2 separate regions of the Homo sapiens genome follow, and region 2 is linked to region 1. A link is an interaction called in ENCODE POLR2A ChIA-PET data of the cell type or tissue named here. Cell type or tissue: MCF 10A. All regions are shown on one strand. Links, peaks and the distances in the headings refer to the core of each region. The heading gives the core; the rest is flanking DNA. Region 1 has its middle 17 kb from the start of SNORA48B. Region 2 has its middle 2.8 kb from the start of LINC01546.

What was found. Peaks named below come from ENCODE experiments on the same cell type or tissue, not always from the same donor. Only the 100,000 strongest peaks of a DNase experiment are listed, where the experiment ranks them.
Region 2: POLR2A ChIA-PET joins it to region 1 with 8 read pairs; 2 of 35 experiments call an interaction of 5 or more read pairs at or near these places.

What each region holds. Positions count from the first base shown.
Region 1 is chrX:3,547,374-3,550,296 of GRCh38, forward strand. No RefSeq gene overlaps it. Among named protein-coding and RNA genes, the nearest start is that of SNORA48B, 17 kb to the left of the region's middle. In MCF 10A, for the core only: a CTCF peak has its summit at 1,473 (motif pointing left); a DNase peak (open chromatin) is centred at 1,478.
Region 2 is chrX:3,267,551-3,270,473 of GRCh38, forward strand. No RefSeq gene overlaps it. Among named protein-coding and RNA genes, the nearest start is that of LINC01546, 2.8 kb to the right of the region's middle. In MCF 10A, for the core only: no CTCF peak of the experiment used is centred there; a DNase peak (open chromatin) is centred at 1,431.

The sequences.
Region 1 (2,923 bases), core at 179-2,678:
TTTCACAACCTGAAAGCACTGGAAAGCTTTAGATTGGAAATGCAGGATTTCACTTTATGCGATGGGACTAGACCATCACAAGATCTAGTGGTGACTTGAATTTTGATGCCACAGATAATCCTCTTTGTTCAAAGTGCCCTGTTTAGAAATTCATACATCAGGCAATGCAGCCCTTACAATATGTTTTCATTGTGATATTGAGGAAGAAAAGATACAGGAAGGGAGAAAGGAAAAGATGCAAAAAATGAGGAAAACATTACATACTTTATAAAATATAAGAACCATAGGCTGGGTGTGGTGGCTCACACCTGTACTCTTAGCACTTTGGGAGGCCAAGGCAGGAGGATTGCTTGAGCCCAACAGTTCGAGACCATCCTGGGCAACATAGCAAGACTCTATCTCTAATTTTTTTCATAAAAAATAAAATAAAAAATAAAAAAGAACTATGAAAAGAAGGGTTTTTTTTGCCCTCAGGAAACTTGCAATCTAAATTTTCTTCTAAACCCGGATTTGCTTTAAATGACTTGTCTAAATAAACTTATCTTTCCATGTCATTTTTTATCTTGTTTTTTTAGTTGTTGTTTGCTTACTAAACCTAAGCCTGGGGGCCAGGAGTGGTGGCTCACACCTGTAATCCCAGCACGTTGGGAGGCCAAGGCAGGCGGATCACTTGAGGTCAGGAGTTTGAGACCAGCCTGGGCAACATGGTGAAACCCTGTCTCTACTAAAAATACAAAAATTAGCTGGGTGTGGTGGTGAGTGCCTATAATCCCAGCTACTGGGGAGATTGGGCAGGAGAATCACTTGAACCTGGGAGGCGGAGGTTGCAGTGAGCCGAGCTCGCGCCACTGCACTCCAGCCTGGCAACAAAGTGAGACCCTGTCTCAAAAATAAATAAATGAAGAACCTAAGCCTTGAAGAAATAAATCTTTTAAAATTTCATTATGATTTTACTTTTGCTACCAACAACACCAGCCTTCTCTAAAAATCTAACTTTTGCTTGTCAACACTCAAAAACAACATTGGTGGAAGCCAAATGTACCTCAAAAGATGAATTTCATGCTTTTTTAGAGGAAAAAGCCTCATGAACTGTGCTAGGTATTTTGATGATCAGCTCTTCGCATGGACATCTTGTCATGAATATTTATTCATAGGACATTTTCTTTTCTTTTTTAAAGGCTAATTGATATTTTCATCTGAGCCAAACAGTAAATGTGGCATAGGGAAAGTTGTGTCTCACTATTGGATTCCTGAGTTAGTGAAAGAAAAGAGCTTGTATCTTCTAAAAGTGGAGGTGAATTATGTTTATTCTATAAAATACATAATAAATATCAATAATAATAGATACATAAGAGTCATAATTCTCTATGGGAAGTTATTTCTATAGCGGAGTAAGAAAAATCTACTGAACCTCCCTCTCTGCCACCACAAATAAACTTCCACGTCCCCAGGGAAAACCTTGTTAAGTGGTATACACTGCCCTCTTGTGCAGACTGTTTAAACAGAAAAGATCTCACGCACCTATTACATAAAACATTTTTTAAAGCTCTGCATAAAGGAGGAAGACAACTAAATCTGCCAAGGTTTCTTGTTGATTTATTATAGCTGTTTCATAATCCACAAAGCCATAGTCAGCAATACCCGCAAACATTCTGTATACAAACGACTAGCTAGGTTTACAGTTCAAATGAGTATAAACTAAATTGTTTCTGTTTCCAAGAATTAAGCAACCATGGATTTTTTTTAAATGTTCCAATTCGCAATGTTCAAATCTATGTGGTACACTTATCTTTTAAGCGTTTTGCAAGATGCACCAGCACCACGTATAATATGATTCGCCAGCCACAAAAGAACCAGTCATGCCTGAGATTTCTAGAAAATTTTACAATGGTTAAAAATGTCTCCACTGGGGCGTTTGTGTTGGTTTTCCTGAAAGGCATGGGATGGTCGTGCAGCCGATTCTCATAACGTCGGGATTGCTTTCTCTCTCTCTCTCTCTCTCTCTCTCTCGTCTCCGTCTGCAAAACAATGGAGCAGGGTTTTCCTGGCTTCTTCTGCTTAGCGCCACTTTTCTTTTCTTTTTAATTCCCAGGTCCACAAACAATTTTTAGAGCTAAAAGAAAAGGTATGTGGCAATACTTAATTGCTGGACCCATGAAGCCAGGAGGATCTGAGACTCACTCCGAGAGCCAGGGACTTTCCAATGCGTTGGGAAGCAGCCTCTGCAGGAAGCTCGGCATGGGAAAAAGCTGTACCGGCTGCAAATCGTCCCTTCTGGTTCCGGCGAGTGACAGCAGAGGGTGACACAGATGCTCACATTGTCAGTGGTCCTTGCTGTGTTCATCTGACCCTGCGGTGCTCCACACAGGCAACTATGTCCCCAGGGACACTCGACAATGTCTGGAGATAGCTTTGGGTGTCGCAACCGGGGTGGTTGGTGCTCCGGGCATCTGGTGGGTGGAACCCAGGGACACTGCTCAACACCCTGCAGTGCACAGGACACCCCACCCCAGAGGATCATCCACCCAGCCTTAAATGTCCACACTTTGAGAAGGACTGTACTAGAGGATTGATCTGTAGCATTCTAATCCTTATCAGAATCCCAACCTCCATGGTGTCAAGGGAGAAAAACGTGTGTCTCTATTCACGAGAGAAAGAAAAGCTGAGTATCAGGCAGGACTGGGGTGTGCGGAAGCAGGTGAAGTGGAGCTTCAGAAGAGTGGCCCCATGGGCTTTTGAGGGGACTTCTCTGTTGGGTCGTCTAAATCTTCATCCCAAACTCCCCAGTCAATATGTGGTGGATTCGTGTGAAACAAAAAGAGACCAATCGATTTATCTTCATCACCTAAGAGGCCATTCATTATGAAGTAGGAGACCCAACTTGACTCCGGAGGCAGGGACTTAGACTTTGGACCACACTGAA
Region 2 (2,923 bases), core at 308-2,807, 280 kb before region 1:
GACAAAAAGCACAAAAATGCAAAAAAACATAGCGCTAAAAAGATCATGATAATGGCACTATCTCCCTGTGTGCATGTGTGTGTGTGTGTGCGCGCACGCATATGTGTGTGTGTTGTGCACTTTCTGGGAAGAAGGGTCTGGCTTTCATTAGATTCTCAGAGAGGCTTATCACCTTCTAAAGGCTAGGAACTGCTGATAAGCCACCCCCCTTGTTTTAAAGGCTAGAAAATCAATTCCTGAAATCTGAAATAATTTTGCAATGTCACAGACGGATACAATTTTGCAATGTCACACAGCTTGGGACAAAGCGAGGGCCCCAGGTTTCCTCACTCTATTTTATCAGAGCACTGAGAGTGGAAACCTGAAATATTCAAGCTAGCATTCTCTCTTTTCCATGTTTTCTAATTTACCACTGCATTTATAACGTGGGAAGCTAACCTCATATGATAGAATTACTCTCCATCCTCATATTTTTTTCCCAATCCATATAAATAAGAAAGAGTCAGTATAGGAGCTAGGATATTGAGATACGGTGAACAAAAAGTCACTGGGGACTGTCCTATAAATTGGAAGCGTTTGCAGCTGCTGGTAGAACACGCTTTGAAAAGTCAGGAAAGACCTTTTTCACTATAAATAGCTCCACAAAGTTTTTTCATTGTCAATATGAGAGTTTTCTTTAAGGATCTTATGCAGACAATGGATAAAAATCATACTGGCAGACAATGACAATTAAGTGAAATAATGTATATGAAACAGCAAAGGCATAATAGATTTCCATTGACTCTCCCTCTCTCTCTTTCACTAATTTCCATGGAGTTTGTCATTAATCATAAAATCTATTTGTGATTAGCATTTTTCCTCCTTAAACCAAAATTACTTATTGAACCTGCTGAATGATGTTAAGAACATCTAAGGTTACATATTTCTTTAACTGAGCCAAAATTCACCAAAAAGCTCACCAGTTTAAGGGTACGATTTGGTTATGTTCAAGACCTTTGCAAGGTTGTACAACCATCATCTCTATTCAGTTCGAAAAATTTTCATTTGATCTTAGCCAAAAGGCCTAGAAGCGATAGATCAAAACATTTTCATCACTCCAAATGGAAATCTGTCAAGCAGTTACGCTTCATCCTGCTTCCCTGCAGCAGCCCATCCCTGCAGGGAAAGCAACTGAAAATTTGCTTTCTGTCTCTGTGGATTTCTCTATCTGTACATTTCATATAAACGAAATCATGGAGTATGTGACCTTCTGTGTCTGGCTTCTTTCACCTACAGTATAATGTTTTCAAGGCTCATCTCTGTCATTGCATACATCATTACTATTTATCCTTATAGCTGAATAATATCCCATTGTATGGATGTACCACATTTTATTTATTTATTCTCACTGGTTGATGGACATTTTGATTGTTTCCACATTGTAGATTTTGTGAATCATGCTGCCATAAACATGCATGTGCAAGTATTTGTTGAATACTTACTCGTTCTATTTTCAAGCCTGACTCATCTTCTGAATTCCAGAACTGTCATCCCAACATGTTTTATATTTTTCTTTGGCCTTCCTCTGCACTTAAATATAATTCAAACTCCTTGGATATCCAATGAGTTTCTGCATTTTCGGGGCTTCTGCCCCCAAAATGCAGCTGCTCCTTGTGCCTGTAATGTAATTGGCCGACAGGTCAACTGCTTTTCAAACTCTGGGTCTCTGCTCTTGCAGGTTCCTCTCCCGGAAATCATTTCAACTGGCTCTTGTCATGTTTACCTGATTCTCAGCCTTCAAAGATCAGCTCAGATATCACCTTCTTAGAGACACCTTCCTATGGGACCCACGTGGCAGGACAGTTTCTCTTCCTGATTCCTCCATTTATTTATTTTATAACTCCCATAACATCTGTGATTTTCTACATAGATTCTTTATTTACTGTCTGCCTCTCCTCAAAAGAGTGTTAGCTTCATGAAAGCAGAGATGTGGCTTTGCACCTTGCCTGGCACATAGTATATGTTCAACAAATGTTAGTGAAATAAATAATTCTCTTACGGTTACTCTAACTTCAACACTTCCATGTCTAGACTCGATAGTTTCTCTCCAAAAGTCATGTAGTTAATACCAATGGGTAGAAACCAATTGAACTGATTCCTGAAGAAATAGAGCACTCGTCAATTAGCTTTGGATGCATACGCTTGGGGTTTTGAGAGATGCAGATAGAGCATCTCAACTTGGACCCTGACTCATGAGGGTGCTTCGTGCATAATTTAGGAGGTCCGAAATGATGATGAAGATGAGGAAGGAAAAAGTAAAAAAAGAACAACATAAGAAGGATTGAGAAGCTCCTATAATTACCTAACAAGTCTGAGAAGATCAAATTTTAATATTTTTCCCAATGCAGTATGTTTTCCAATATGACAGATACACAGAGCGGACTCTGCACAGTAGAACAAATCTTTACTTTAGCAGATGTACTAATTGGATCTGTTTACATGATTCCTCCTCCTTCTTCTTCTTCCTCTTCCTCTTCCTCCTCCTCCTCTTCTTCCTCATCCTTCTTCTTTCTTGAAGACAGGGTCTTGCTCTGTCACCCGGGCTGAAGTGCAGTGGCGAGATGATAGCTCACTGCACTGTTGACCTTCTGAACAAAAGCGATCCTCCCACCTCAGTCTCCCAAATAGAATGTATATCTTTTTTTTTCATTTTCATAAAAAAAGTAGAGATGAAGTCTCACTATGTTGCCCAGGCTGGTCTTGAACTCCTGGGCTCAAGCAATCCTTCCACCTCAGCCTCCCAAGTAGCTAGGACCACAGGCATGTGCCACCACACCTGGATAATTTTTTTTTTTTTGTAGAGATGGGGCCTTGCTATGTTGCCCAAGCTGGTCTTGAACTCCTAGGTTCAAGGGATCCTCCCACCTTGGCTTCCAAAACTATT